Linked DNA regions of Mus musculus: region 1 is linked to region 2. The links are chromatin loops, found by intact Hi-C in ENCODE. Cell type or tissue: left cerebral cortex. All regions are shown on one strand.

Region 1 (8,000 bases), 170 kb after region 2:
ATTAGTTAGGTCATCATCAGTATCGATTACTGACTTTGTCTCTTATAAATTACATCAAAACCTCATATTTTCCAGGTTCATTCTGTTAAGATGTATAAAAGATATCTTAGGTTTGTAGGTCTGGGGAGGACTTGAGGGAGAGACAAATAGGAGAGGGATCTAGACTTGGTCAGGGGCAGGGATCTCTGGGACAAGCCAGAAACTGAGGACATGGAAACTCCCAGGAATCTATGAAAGTGACCCTAGCTCTGACTACTAGCCACAGGGGATATGAAATCTGAAACAGCCGCCACCCATAATCAGGCATGACTTCCAATGGAGGGATGGAAATACCAACCCAGTCATAGTAATCTTCCACTGAAAAATTTCCCTGTCTACAAGATATGAAGGGATAAAGAATGAGCAGAAATGATAGGAATGGCCAACAAATGGCTGGCCCAACTTAAAAACAATGTCTTCAGAGAAAGCCCACAATGGATGCTATTCATGATATTCTGCTATACTTGTAGACAGGAGCCAAGTATAACGATAATCTTAAGGCCTCACCCAGCAGCTGATGGAAACAGACAAAGAGACCCACAGGCAAACATTAAGTGGAGCTCAGGGACTCTTGTGGAAGAGGGTGAAAACGGATTCAAGGAGCCAGAGACATCAAAGAGACCACAACAAAACTTACAAAATCAACTAATCTGGGCCCATATTTTTTTTCCCAGAAACTGAACCATCAACTAGAGAACAGAAGCCTACATGGGAAGGATCTAATGGGTTGAGGTCTCCCCATCTCTGAAGAAAAAGGGTAGGGGTAGCAGAGGTGATAGAGTGGGACTGGAGGAGAGGGGGAAAGCAGATATAGGAATGTAAAGAATATGCAATAGTGTCTGGGTTTGGTGGTTGTATATAGGATGGATGTTTGCTGACAGGACCCTGATATAGCTCTCTCTTGTGAGGCTATGCCAGTGCCTGGAAAATACAAAAGTGGATGCTCACAGTCATCAATGGGATGGAACACAGGGCCCCTAATGAAGGAGCTGGAGAAAGTACCCAAGAAGCTAAAGGGTTTGCAGCCATATAGGAGGAACAACAATATGAACTAACCAGTACCTTTGAGAACTGTGTCTCTAGGTGCATATGTAGCAGAGGATGACCCAGTCAGCCATCAATAGGAGGAGAAGCCCTTGGTCTTGTCATGATCATATGCCCCAGTACAGGGGAATGGCAGAGCCAGGAAGTAGGAATGGGTGGGTTTGGGATCAGGGTGGTGAGGGAGAGGGTGTAGGAGACTTTCAGGATAGCATTTGAAATATAAATGAAGAAAATATCTAATAAAAAAAGGAAAAAAAAGAAATAAGGAATGTAAAGTAAATTAATTAATTTATTAATGGGGAAAAATAAAGATGGCATGAGATGTAGTTACCCTATATATAAATGTCTACACCCAGAGATTACAGAATCTCATAGCTAAGTGTGCATTCAAACAGGCAATGAAACATCAGATAAATCAGGAAGAGACCTTATAGAATTTGCAAAGTAGCAGGAATCATTTTGTGAACTGAAGAGCTGATCCTTGAGGTTGAGTCTGATGAGTTTCTTATAGGAAGGTGGCAGGGGTGGGGGTGGGGAGGGGGGATCTTTGAAGTATCAGAATTGAATTGTGAAAGCACCTTTCTCTGGAAAGAGTTGGCCAGGATCTAAGCAGGAAGGATTTCTATGACTCAGTTGTACATTTTTTGTCCATAGAAGAATATTACAGTGACCACATCATATAATTTAAATATATGTATAGATATTTAAGTTGTTTTCAATAGTTAATAGTGAAAAGTGCTGAACATAATTTTGCTGTTGTAACTTTAAGAAAATTCTAAAGTAAGGATTTACCAGGCTTTTAGATACCAATGAAGTTAAAGATAATTTTGGTAATGAAGAATGGTCTCCATAGGATTGAAATGCTTGTAAGAAAGCACTCATTTTTCCTCCTCCTGGGTAAGGAAAGTCAGACAGACTTAGGAAAATTAGATTTTCACATCCATATTCTACTTTTGTCTAGCACATAGCTACCTAAAAATATCCATCCTATTGTTATTGATAGGAATGTGGGAGTGTTAATGCATTCTCCATATGTGTTGTATAACAATAAAGAGTTAAGAAAATTCACACATTGGGAAAATAGTTAGTAAGCACAGAGGGTGGTCCTGGCATTGTATGCTGTCATTGGCATAAAGGAAAATTACACTCACAGGGAGACACAAATTTCATTTGAGAGTTGCAATTATCTAATCAGTGAAAGAATATGTTTCAGTTTTATAATTTATCCCAAGCCAGCACATAGACTGTTATAAAGAAAATAATCCCCCCCAACACACACCACACAAGAGATAATGTTAGCTCCTTCCCTGGATGCATCATTCCCTCTATTTGAATTCCATGCACTTACAAAAAGCAAGTAGAGTAGGCAGTTCTAATTTTGTTGAAGTAGTTTTTGGTTATATCAGGCCTGATGACCAAGTGTCTAAGTGAGCATGAGAATTTTTATTTAGCTCAACCTTCTGAGATGCTTCTCCAAGCATACTGGGAAGGATATTTTGGGAAATTTTTCATGGTTCTTGTTATACTGAGTATTGCAAGATATACAAGGAAATTTCCAGGTCTACTAGATTCTCTAAAGGTTTGTGTGACAGAATCTGTATACACTAGCAAAGAATGTAACGTGGGATGACATGTGTTGTTGCTTGAACAGTCCATCTAATGAGCCTGAATAGAGTTGGTGTGTCTGTAGTTTCTAAGAATTTCATCTGACTTGAATACTAATCAATACATCATTAGCCAGCATATTTTTTTCCTTCTGGGATTGTTGTGACAACTGCCTCTATAACATGACTTTGCAATTTGGACACTACTGGAAACTTTAGGTAGATGCTGTTTTGGGGGAGTTGTTCTTTTTTTTTTAATATTTTTTATTATTACGTATTTTCCTCAATTACATTTAGAATGCTATCGCAAAAGTCCCCCATACCGTCCCCCACCACTTCCCTACCCACCCATTCCCATTTTTTTTTTTTTTGGCCCTAGAATTTCCCTGTACTGGGGCATATAAAGTTTGCGTGTCCAATGGGCCTCTCTTTCCAGTGATGGCCGACTAGGCCATCTTTTGATACATATGCAGCTAGAGTCAAGAGCTCCGGGGTACTGGTTAGTTCATAATGTTGTTGCACCTACAGGGTTGCAGATCTCTTTAGCTCCTTGGATACTTTCTCTAGCTCCTCCATTGGAGGCCCTGTGCTCCATCCAATAGCTGACTGTGAGCATCTACTTATGTGTTTGCTAGGCTCCGGCCTAGTCTCACAAGAGACAGCTATATCACGGTCCTTTCAGCAAAATCTTGCTAGTGTATGCAATGGTGTCATCGTTTGGAGGCTAATTATGGGATGGATCTCTGGATATGGTAGTCTCTAGATGCTCCATCCTTTTGTCTCAGCTCCAAACTTTGTCTCTGTAACTCCTTCCATGGGTGATTGTTTCCAATTCTAAGAAGGGGCAAAGTGTCCGCACTTTGGTCTTCGTTCTTCTTCAGTTTCATGTGTTTTGCAAATTGTATCTTATATCTCAGGTATACTAAGTTTCTGGGCTAATATCCACTTATCAGTGAGTACATATCATTTGAGTTCTTTTGTGATTGTGTTACCTCACTCAGGATGATGCCCTCCAGGTCCATCTATTTGCCTAGGAATTTCATAAATTTGTTCTTTTTAATAGTTGTTCTATGCACTTCAGGATGCCATGCAACATCCCTGGTCTGTGTCTCTACTAACTACACTCAAAAGCACTCACTTTTAACAACAGCCCAAACTTCCAAAACAGTCTGTCAAAAGTCTCCTATGACTTAATATTGCTCTCTGTCCCCTTCTAGGAAGCACTTATCTAGGCTAAAGTGTCTCACACATACCTTAGCAACACACCTTGTGAAAATTACCAAGCCAAACGAAGTTGCTTTGGAAGGGAATTCAGCAGAGAATCTAGCAATGACAGTGAGTGCCATAAACTGTGCATTTAAGATACCTAGAGAATGACAACAGTAAGTGTAAATTGCTAGACACAGTCTAGGACTGAAATGAAAAAAATTGAACTCAGCACAGTTACAGATGACCATACTTGTATGTTCTCCCCAGTGAACTTAGAACTGAAGTTCTTTGAGTACCATGGAACAGAATTCGTGGTGGGAATCAATGGGGTATTTTATTCTGGAAGTTAGGAGGAAGTGAGGAGAAATGGGACTCTTCTACACCAGGCTCCATATTTGTCTCCTCTCTAACATTCTTGGCTTTGTGTGATTCCATTTGCTTCATGGCTCAGAGAGCAGTCATTGCTCACCAGCAGGCTAGGAAAATATGAGCTGAGTTCATCGGATTTCCTCTGTAGGGAGAACAAAGTAGAAAAGCCAACTGAATTTGACAAGCTGGAAACCAACTCGAGGGACAGACAAACAGTGGAGTCACCAGAATAGCAGCACACTGTGCTCTGTCTTTGCACAGGTCCTGAGCTTTGTGGCTTCCTGAAAACAAACTTCCCAGCTCTCCTAGTGTTTATGTGGTTGATTTCTTAAAATGTCCCGTTACTTGCTGTAAAAGTAACTGTGTGGGGGATGTTGCTTTCAGTACTAGATTTTTATCACTTTGGAAAATTCTGCCTTGTGCACTGGTGCAAAAATTTCACTATGTTTTCTTTTCTGTTTTGGACCCATGTCAGTAGGAGTAAGAAAGATTTGGTCACTGCTTTGTCACCTCCATGACTTCCAAACCCACAGTATTGATGTTTCTATAAAGATAGACATTTGCCAAAGTCATTTACTTAATGATGACTATAAAGTATATGGATAACATGACCTTTGTGTGTGTTTTCCTAAGTATATTGAACTTGAAATAAATCGTACATTATTTGAGTACACTGAAGTAAAATGTTAATCCAATGATCTGTTGCTATTTCATCTGACATGGATGTTTAATGTGACCTAACAAATTAAAGTAACCATGATTTTATGAGGTAGAAACCGTATCATGGTAGATGTTCAATAGCTAAAGATGGTGGCTAAGGGACATAGGTGTCCAGTTTAATTTTTATGCCAAGTAACTCATTGTGTTCTCCACCCTGGATTTCTCAATTTCTCTTTCAGATGCAACATAAAAATATCTATTTTGTGTGCATGTAAATGGGATTGAAGTCCTCCAGTGAAGCTCAAATTAGAAATGTTCCCAAAACCTTGGGAAAGGGAGGTTTTAAGGAGGGTTTTTCCATGTGCCAAATGGGCTCTGTTTCCTTTTCAAAGAAAGAAATGTGCTGCAACTGCAGACTGATTTATCAGAACTGCTGTGGTATTCAGAAGTGACTCACCAGCCAGGACAATACAAGCCATCCTCATAAATTACATGTCGTCATCGCCCACATGTATAAACATCCATAAAGTATGTGGAAAATCACAACACCAAAAATTAAATAAATAAATAAAGTAAGGTAAAGTGTCTGAGGGATAGCATATTTATTAAAAAATTCTAAAGTTACAGTCTGGCTTAATCTTTCTCCTTTAAGAATATTAATAAATTAGTCTAAGTATGCATAGTTACTAAATTAGTCTATTTTTGTTACTATGAAAAAATATCCGAGGAAAAACAACTCAAGGACAGTTCTAAAGGTATTGAGCCCATCATGACAAGTAAAACATGGTAACACCAACACTAATTAGTGTGATCATATGTATTCATACTCAAGAGGCAGAGAAAGAACAAAACATTAGAAGCAGATTACATAAATTCAAAGATGTCCCATCGATGTACTTCCTTCAAAAGGTTTCATTTCTAAAGGTTGCATAATCTTCCCAAACAGCATTATCAGCTAGGGAACTGATGTTTAAATACCTGACCCATTTCACATTCAATCCACAGCAATTATATAAATTGGAAAAGGGTATTCCATATGGCAGTCATCTTGAAATGAAGTTAATCATTGCTTTTGTAGAGACCTCTGTTTAAATTGTTACTCTAATTAAGGACTATTAAAAGACAGTTGAGCCATGTGCTCTTATAATTCTCCTAAATGTACCTGTCTATTTAGGTTAAGAATAAATGTTATTAAAAGATAGATTCAAAATGATATTCATGACATATATTAACTTATATTTTATTAGTATGGGCATATTATACTTTGACTGGTGAAAAGATGATTAAGAATTAAGAATTAAAAGATATGTACCTGTCATGTGTAAAATCCTTCTTTGGTATTTCTGTGTATTATTACTGTCAGAGGGAAGAGAATGCTTTCAGCATGAAATCTGTAAAGGGCGTGGACTCTAAGAGTCTGTAGATATGGTGGGTGGTATATATTCTAGGAATCATGCTGCTGTGTAGAGATTTGGAGTAATTAAGCACTAGGAGTCCATCTGTATTTACTTAATTATATTCTTAATTTATTGCTTTTGTTTGTCACATAGTAGTGCCCCCTTATCTGTGGATTCACATATGTGGTTTCAGTCAACTGGGTTACATCAAATAGTAAGTATAAATTGTCTGAATCAATGCCACCTCTGAACTCTGGCTTTTGAGTAGCATGATGGCATTTGACACTGCCTTGCCCTGTGCTGTTTAGGTCTCCAGTCACTGCTTTATCACGTTACCCCTGCTTTGTCTGCCTCTTACCTTTCAGTAACAGCCTCTAGGTTATGAGCTAGAATGGGATATTGTCTCTATTTTCGATGGCGATCATGCCAAAAGAAAATGATTCTAGGAGGCATGAAACACTGAAGGGCGAATTAACTCTGGTGGAATGTCGAAGTACTGTAGGACATATCACTTATCACAGTCTATAAAGAGTTCTTGAGAAGTCAAGTCCTTTCTCTCCTAGAGCTACTAAGAAGACACAACATGCATCTTCCTGTCTCATTCTGATTCTGTCATAAGATACTCTGATTGAAACCAATGTGAGAGGCAAAAGATATATTTGGCATACATTTCCAGGTCACAAGCCATCTCTGAGGTTAAGTCAGGGCAGGAACCTTAGAGCACAAAACATGGAGGAGTGCCACTTCCTGGCTCGTTCAGAGGCTTATGTTTAAATAGGTTTATTTTCAACCCAGGGCTATCTGTCTACGGGTGGTACTGCTCAAATAGGCTAGACCCTCCTACATCAATTAATAATCAAATCATTTTCCCACAGATAGGCAGATAAGCCAATCTAACTGAGGTAGTGCCTCTATTATAGCTCTGTATACTTTTTCAAGTTAACAATTCATGCTAACTAAGAGTGCAAACTAATTCAGAATTACATTTTGTTTTATTGTTTCTATTTAACTCCAATTATTTTTTAATCCAGGAAAACTCAGTAAGATTGAAAAAGAATTGTGCTGTTGAAGCAATGTTTTGTATCTCTTAAATGTGTGAATTATTCCTCTTGTTAACACTTAACCAGTTGAGACACTCTGAGTCATTTTGTTTCAGACTCTCTTTCAGGGCTTGTTGTTCAGAGGATGACAGCATGACACCCTTCAAATGAAATCCCAGTAGATTCTTAGAATTCTGTTGCAAATGTTATTTCTCCCATAATTTGGCCAACAATCAAATGGCACAAACTAGATCAGGTTTCCATTTTCTTCCATATTTAATTTGGTTTTAGGCAAAAGCTACTGTCTCCTTTTGATTCATCTTTACTAAAAAACTTTTGTCGAAAGAGACAAAAGAAAGAAAGAAAGAAAAACATACTCAAGTCATCTAGTTCAACAGCTGCTTTACAGAATTCTAGGGAAAGAATCCTTGTGGGATTTACACATATGAGTCATTAGTGAAAAAGCTAGTGATTCATATGTATTCATGCCCATTCCTGTGTTAAAAAGGGGATCCTCTCTCATGTATGTATTAGCTTTTGCCTTAATGACAGATGTACTGGCTGGTTTTGTGTGTCAACTTGACAAAGGCTGGAGTTATAACAGAGAAAGGAGCTTCAGTTGGGGAAGTGCCTTCATG
Region 2 (8,000 bases):
ATCAGAGAAAAGATTAGGTGACCCAATATACAGATTCTAATTTGTGTGGTGATGTGATTAATTTCTCATATATATGTCTACACCATAATGATATCTCTGTGTATTTCTCATTGAAAGGCACACCAATGTGTGCAAGGCTTGATTTTTGCTTAGATTTAGAAAGTAATCCTTTCTGGAGACAAAGGAATAGAACCCTAAAGAGAATGAATGGGGCAGGAGTGGAAGCATGACTATCCACATAGCATCAACACTGATGAAGTAGATAATACTCATCCGTGTTATACTCAGTCTACACTCACTTTTTAGTTCAGTTCAGTACCGCTAACCATGAAATGACACTGCCTAAACTCACGGTGGTTGTTTCTACTTCCATTAACCTAGTGTAGATAATTCCTCACAGGTAACTTCTCACAGACATATCCAGAAGCTTGTCCCTTCAGTCATCTATATCCTATCAAGTTGAGAGCATTAACCATTACTTGAATTGTGAGAAGCTAAGTGTCAAGCAAGATAACAAGAAAAAAATGTTTAAGTCTAGTGAATCATGGAAGAGAGAGAAATGGGCCCTTTAGGTAAACTATCAATATTTAAGGAAAATGAGTTTGCTTGAAGCATGACAACAAACAATACAGTATATAGCAGGTCCCTGGGTATAGGTAACTCTTAATTTTTATTTCTGTGACATCAGTTTAATTCCTTTGGTTTATCAAATATCAAACAAGGAGAAGACAAATATGGTCCATGTTAGGAGATTATTTCTTGGGGTATAAAAGTTGAAGTTCTGATACAAGTTTCTTTGAGCATCTTATTCAACATAGAAGTGTGTCAGTTTTGAGGTGGCATGTACTTGACTCCCTTCACAATTGAATACATAAATATGGGTAAGATACAGTGTAGCCTCATGGGAGCAGGCACATTGTGGAATCTGAAGTGTGTTTCAAAAATTATGAGCTTTTGTTTTAAGCTGGGTGCAATTGTTGCATATGAAAAGTATATCTACGTACATAGGCAGGGTTTTGTCTTATATGACAGCTATTCCATACTACAGCATTACACTACTTCATGGCCATCAGTTGCTTCTGATCACTTAATAATGTAGGAGGCAGAACTTGCTCCCTCCAATGAGTGACAGTGATTTAATGCTGCCTGAAAACTAGTCCTACCAACCATGCCTTGATTCAAGCAATGAGTAGAAATCTCCTAATGACAAGGTGTAATTAAATGCTTCAAATTTGTTTAATATAATGAATATCGAGATAAGAAGCAACAAAGCAAAATAGTGGGTTTTTAGTTTAGGTGGAATATTGAAATCATTACATTAGTTAACAAATGATGGAACTATCATCTTTATACAAGAGAAAAGCTATTTTTAAAACACTTTTTGTTTTTTTAAGTGTTATTTCAAGTGCTATTTCCAACAATACAGTATTATTCTATTATAATCAACTATATTTTCTAACAAGATTTTTTAGTCCAACTTTGTTTCCTAGCCAAATAAAACCAAGGTCGACATAATTTTGAACATTATTTTTACTGATGAAATGAGAACAGTAAGACAAGATGAAAGCAATTCTCAAATTTATATTGAATTGTCTAATTTTCTATGAGTGTTTTTAAGAGAAATTTTAATAAAAATATTTTAAGCACGTTGTCTTGATATGTAAAGTGTTTAACATCTATTTTATTGTCTATTGGATGAATAACCTACTCTCTTCCAGATTTTCAATACAGCACACATTATAGATGTTGTAGGTTTGGTTTCATATCAGCAATAAAGAAGGCATTGCAATAAAGTAAGCCCACATGAATTTTTTAGTTCTTCAGTGTATATAAAAGTTATGCTTATATTCCAGTGTAGTCTAAAACTGTGCAGTAACATCAGGTCTAAAACAGTAAAGTACATGCCATCATTCAAGTACTTTATTGTTAAAAACTAGTAATAAGAGTTTGAACTTTTTTGTGAGTTACATTGTGGTGGTCAGGGTCTTGATCAGTGTTGGTATCCTTTAAGTAAGGTGGGTCTTATGATATGTTCTCTGTTTATTTGAAAATAAATTCTTCTTTCATACAATAAACCCTGGCCACAATTTCCCCAGCCTCCACTCCTTCAAGCTTCCTGTCAACTTACTCTCCCTGAGAGCCACTTCCCCTTTGTTTTTCTTCAGAGAGACCTTCCAAGAAATAACAACTGAACAGTACAAAACAAGATAAAACAGGACGAAATGAAAGCCCTTATATGGGTCTTGAAAAGGTAATTCAATAGAAGGAAAGGAGAAACAAGAGCAGGCCACAGAGTCAGAGACACACCTGCCCCCACTGTTAGGAGTCCCACAAATGAGAAGTAATATACTGAACATATAACCGAGGACCTAGCACAGAATCAAGCCTATCCTGCATGGGTTGCAGGTTTGGTGAGCCCTGCTTCGTTTATTCAGTGGACCATGTTCTCTTGGTGTCCTTTATCTTCTCTGATGCCCACAGTGTTTTTCTCACATTCTTCTGCTGGGCTCCTGGAGCTCCAGGGGGAGACAAGGGGAAGGACCAGATAGAGACCTCAGATTCAGACTCTCTCTTCATAACATCTGTCTGTGGGTTGCTGCACGCACTTCCATCTTCTACTGGAGGGAGGTACCTTTTTATGAGTATAGAAGACTACCATTTGGAAACATTTCCTTGATTATTTTTTCCCAGTTGCATTTGGATTTTCCGCAGATCTCTGAGGCATCCAGTCTCCCTCAGATTCCAGCATATCTAAGCAATATAAACCATAGGCTCCCTCTCAAAGCTTTGTGGTTGTATTGGTGCCTGGATTGCTCTCTTTATACACTGATGAACCAAAAATACTTTTCAGACCAAAAATACTAGAACATAGGGTTGAAGGCTCCATGTAGGCATCATCTAGAGCCCTTTACACTCAATAAGCGGTAAGGATATTGACCTTAGCAAGTGGGCCCCACTGCCAATTTTCAGAAAGCAAATTTCTGTTCTAGCATCTGCCTGGGTTGTTTAGAGATCTTTAAGGCACCTCCTCAACCAAAAACTCAATCGAATGTCAACCAGTTCCACCACTGGAAACCTTGCCTGGGTAAAAATTTGGCAATTCCCATCTCCACAGCCACCATTACTAGGAGCCCCCACTAGAGTCTCCCTCATAGATTCTAGAAGGTTACACTACACTGTTTACACAGCGCCCACCATCTGGCAACAAAGAAATTTGTCACAGCATTCTTGAAAGATTCCGTAGTGTTTTGTTGTGGTGCTGATTGTGTTGGTGTTAATACTGCTTGTTGGTTTGTTTGAGACAGGCCCTCACTCTGTCACCTGTGCTGACCCCAAACTCATAGTAATCCTCTACTGAATCCTTCCATGTTAGGGTGACATACAGGAGCCATCATAACCAGGACTCTTACTTTGTAGGGTTTCATACTCTGTGCTAGCATTTTGCACAAATTGAAGTCACAGAGAGTAAAATCAGTCCTCTCTAAACACTTGCTGCTGTGTCAGCTGAGCTTCTATAATGCCACAGACTTTGACACCACCTTCATCGGAAGCCCCTGCCATCTGAATGTAACTTTCTTTGCTCTTCTGTCAGAATGGATTCCTAGTCTGGAATCCTTTTTCCACACAGCAGAAGCTCAGTCCCCTTTCCAAATTCAGCTGTAAATTTTTGTTCTTCTATTGCTCCCACTATCTACTTGATCTTTCTCTAGTGAAGTTTTGAACTCCCATTGATTACCCAAAAGAGCTGAAATCTACTTCTGCAAACTCCTGTTCATATTGACTTTTGTCCCTCATGCTGTCAATTACAAACAATATCAATGACAACAAGAATATGTGCTGAGGATCAAACCCAGGTTCACAGGGTTTGACAGAAAAATATCTCTACTCAGAGAACTCTCTCAGCTCCCTGTAAAGCTTTACCATTTAAAGAATACTTGCTACCTGGTTCTGTATTAAGAGTTTCAAAAGTATTATCTTTCCCTTCATTCCCATCAATTGTTCGAAAAAGGCTTCAGAATCTCATTTAAGACACGGAACAACAAGGTGTAGTTCTGCACACCTTTAATCTAAGCACTTGAGAAGCATAGGTGGGTGGATGTCTGGGAGTATCAGGCCAGTCTAATGCACTACAGGACAGCCAGGGCTATGCAGAAAGACCCTTATAAAACTAAATAGACACTGCTCAGAACTTCATACTGTGCTCTAATCAATATAACCTGAGGAATCACAAAGCTCAGAGTAACATAGAAGCCTGCCCAGTTGCTTTAACAATGAAGTCAAGCTGCAAGGAAGAATGAAATCTCCGTATGCTATAAGTTTTAGAAGACTACTTCAGAATGATTATGTTTAGGCATGATTTCCTGAAAATCAATGGCCAAAACCAAGTCTGGAAGAGTAGGTAGCAGCAGATGAGATCTGTAGCAGATCAGAGTAGGACAGTCAAAAAGTGGGACTGCGGGAAACCAGAATAAACTATCCCAGACCATGCCTATGTGCCATAAGGATTATTTTGAGCTCATTATTTTAAGAAAGTACAGACACAGGAAATGTTCTGAATCTAAGTAGAACTTGTCCTTTCTAAATGGACTTGGCAATCTTAGAAGAGAGCTCTCTTTATAAATCTTTCTTCTTGTACTGTGAAACAAGGCTGAGAAATCACTGGAGGAAGCAGAATGACAGAAGCACCAAAGACAGAAGTTAGCCAAACTAACCACCCCCCCTTTTCTGTGCCTTTTCTAGGCAGCTCCCCTCTATTGCCTTCCTAACACCCTTATTCCTTTCAGGAGAAATCTGTATTGAAGCCAAAAATCACCTCCTGTACTAGTTACTCATGCTAGAGTTACATTTCTTCCTGTAGCAACTCAACACAGGAAGGGCTTATTTTGGTTTACATGCACTGGTAGGGATACCATCCAAGATAGAAGAGAAGATGGCTTGCAGGAGCTTGAGGCAGCTAGTAACATTGCATTCATAGTAAGCATAAAGAAATGGATCTTGTTGTTGTTGTTTGTTTCCTGGTCTGTCTTTTTATTTGTTTTTTGTTTTTTGTTTGTTTATTTGTGTTCTGCTTTAATTCAGTTCAGGGTCACAGTCCATGGAATCAAGACACCCATTTTAAGAGTATATCTTCCCATCTCAGTTAACTTAACTCAGAAACATACAGAGAGTCCCAGAAGCTTGTCTTCTAGATGTTTATAGACCCTGGTAAATTGACTTTCAACATTAACCACTTAACCTTCCATAACTTTACTCATCTAAGTATCTACAGAATACACATGAAGTACCAAAACTTCATACATATGCGTGGTTTTCCCTTGTTATTCCAATGTTCTGCACAAAATTAAATCACCCTGACTAATCCATCTCAGTGAAGAATTAAAAAGATTATAGAGGTAAAATTATTTTCTTGTTCTATCATTGGCAGCACCTAGCCACAAGAGTCAAAGAACAAAAGAATACGCAATCTGAGGAACCAAATGTTGGTGTAATTTGGCTTATGGTTCAAAATGATAGAACTCAACATGGTGGAGGAAGCAGGAGAACAGAATAGAGATGCCTCTGGACTTGTTATATACATAGTTGAGAAAATTAAAGAATAGGAAATGGAATCAAGCCATAACTTCTGAAAGCTTATCATCAGTGTTCCACTTCCTCAAGTGAAAAATCCACCTTCTAAATGTTCCACCATCTTGTTAAAAATAGCCATCAGGAGGAATCAAGTATTTCACCGCATCAATCTTGGGAAGAACATTTTATATCCAAACCATAGACTTACCAAAGAAGAAAGGCTTGCAAGGGAAAATATCAAGAGATTAGAATGGTCTCTCAAATGAGAGACTATAAAGGTAAATTCTAAATGTAAGAATGATAAGGACCTTAAATAAAATCAGATAGAAGAACCATTAGTTTCAGGGTTAGTTAAAAAAAAAAATAGAAACACGGGGCAAATAACTGGATTCTGTACATATTGTCTGTTCCCATAGCAACATACCAGCATTGCTACAAAATTTACAAAAGCCCCCAATGGTTTTATGTTGTAAACTTGGAATTCTCTCCTACTACCAAACACTGCTTACCAGCTGTTCCCACTTACTAGCATGTATCAGAATTACTGAGGAGATATTGTGACAGTTTGCTGGCCTTGACTCAAGAATTTCTGGATGGGTAAATCTGAGGTATTGGCCAGACAATCTTTCTCATTAATCCAGATAGTAAAGATGCTGCTAGAATAGGAGTCACAGTATAAGGAACTATATATTAAACAAAATGGAAGAAAATCATCACTATCAGTGAAAATGTGGAGAATATGGAGATCTAATAAAAGAGTGTTTTTTCCCAAAATTTTATTAATTAATGTGTGGTTTTGTGTTTGCTTGTGTGTGCGTGTGTGTGTACATGTGTGTGTGTGTTTGAGAGAGAGAGAGAGAAGGAGGGAGAGAGCATAAAAGATTAAAATGTATAAATGTATAACTGTAACACAATTGTGAGGAGGAGATATTACTCCTATAATAATTTTATGACGTATTTATCATTTTCTTTATACATAATATATTCATTTCTAGTATCTCAATAAATATAACTCAATGGGGTCTAAAATAGTTATTTCTACAGTTGATTCAGGATAAACTCTAGAACTGATGGTATATTTTGTCTGGGAAAGAAAGAAAGACAAACATCTGTCATCATCATCATTAGCTTGTCAGGAAACAGAAAGGCCATGTTTATTGATAAAATATTGCCCCAAAGGAGAGATTGCAAATCTATCCTTATTATCTACTACTTTAGGGACACAGAAAGTTCAGAGCCAACCAGTAACTCCTTTGGGGATTATTTGAGCTTACTTTTTAATTTTTTTAAATTTTTTATTAGATATTTTCTTTATATACATTTCAAATGCCATCCTGAAAGTTCCCTATACCCTCCCTCTGCCCTGCTTAGCTACCCACCCACTCCCACTTCTTGGCCATGGCATTCCCCTGTACTGGAGCATATAAAGTTTTCAAGACCAAGGGGCCTCTTTTCCCAGTGATGGCTAACTAGGCCATCTTCTGCTATATATGCAGCTAAAGATAAGAGCTCTGGGGGTAATGGTTAGTTCATAATTTTGTTCCACCTATAGGGTTGCAGACCCCTTCAGCTCCTTGGGTGCTTTCTCTAGCTTCTCCATTGGGTGACCTTTCACCTATGCAGCAAGATAAAGATACCCTGGGGATTATGAAAGATACTCATACTAAGTACATGCTTGTGTTATATAACCATGGAGAAACTCCCTTAATGTCCAGGCAAAAGACACTCAAACACAAGGTATAGCAAACCTGTCTCCATGAAGGGAAAAGGGAAGCCTGGGAGGCAGAAGAAGGAAAGGACAAGTTAAAAAGTCCCGTGGGAGATTAAAGGTTCCTGTGACACTTCAAATTATGTTAGCCTTACTCCCACACAGGATTGAATTTAGCTGAAAAAAAAAAAGAATCCACTATTGCTTTCTTTCTCTTTTTCCAAAATAACATTAAATTTATTTCAACAGGCTGTCGGAGCTACTCGGGTTTGTTATGAGCAGATGAAAATCCATCATCAGCCAATGACAGACCCTGACTTTTCCTCACTCCAATTTAAGGCGTGAGTGCAAGCAGCTGCAGTATTCCTGTCAAAACTTAGGCATTTCAATGGCAAGTCTCCCTCTACAAAGATTGAAAGTTGGCCCCTATTCCTATATCTCCAAGTCACCTATCAGAAAACCTGCTTCCTTACCACCTTCCTGAATGCAGAGACATTCATTATATCATAGAGGGACAGAGATACCCTTAAGCCAGATACACTGGGCTTCTGATCTCATCTGTCCCCAGAGGTTAATCAGACCTAGGCTTGAAGTGATTTTTTCACTGAAGAGCTATGTGAACCCTCTATTGCTGCCTATGACTCATTATCTGAGTTGAGCACGCCTTTTCATGTAATCAGAACTTCAGCACGATTTTTGCAGAATGCTCTGTCTTTTACCATCA

The links. Hi-C counts contacts between places; a loop is a spot of excess contacts. Peaks named below come from ENCODE experiments on the same cell type or tissue, not always from the same donor. Only the 100,000 strongest peaks of a DNase experiment are listed, where the experiment ranks them.
Region 1: a loop joins it to region 2, with 7 times the contacts of the local background. A loop is called at or near these places in 2 of 42 quality-filtered maps.

Annotation. Positions count from the first base shown.
Region 1 is chr12:95,484,202-95,492,201 of GRCm38, forward strand. No RefSeq gene overlaps it. Among named protein-coding and RNA genes, the nearest start is that of Gm40551, 71 kb to the right of the region's middle. In left cerebral cortex, no CTCF peak of the experiment used is centred here; DNase peaks (open chromatin) are centred at 2,492, 4,409, 4,685, 5,290 and 2 more places.
Region 2 is chr12:95,310,916-95,318,915 of GRCm38, forward strand. No RefSeq gene overlaps it. Among named protein-coding and RNA genes, the nearest start is that of Gm26055, 64 kb to the right of the region's middle. In left cerebral cortex, no CTCF peak of the experiment used is centred here; DNase peaks (open chromatin) are centred at 4,496, 4,673, 7,416 and 7,798; H3K27ac peaks cover 2,112 bases.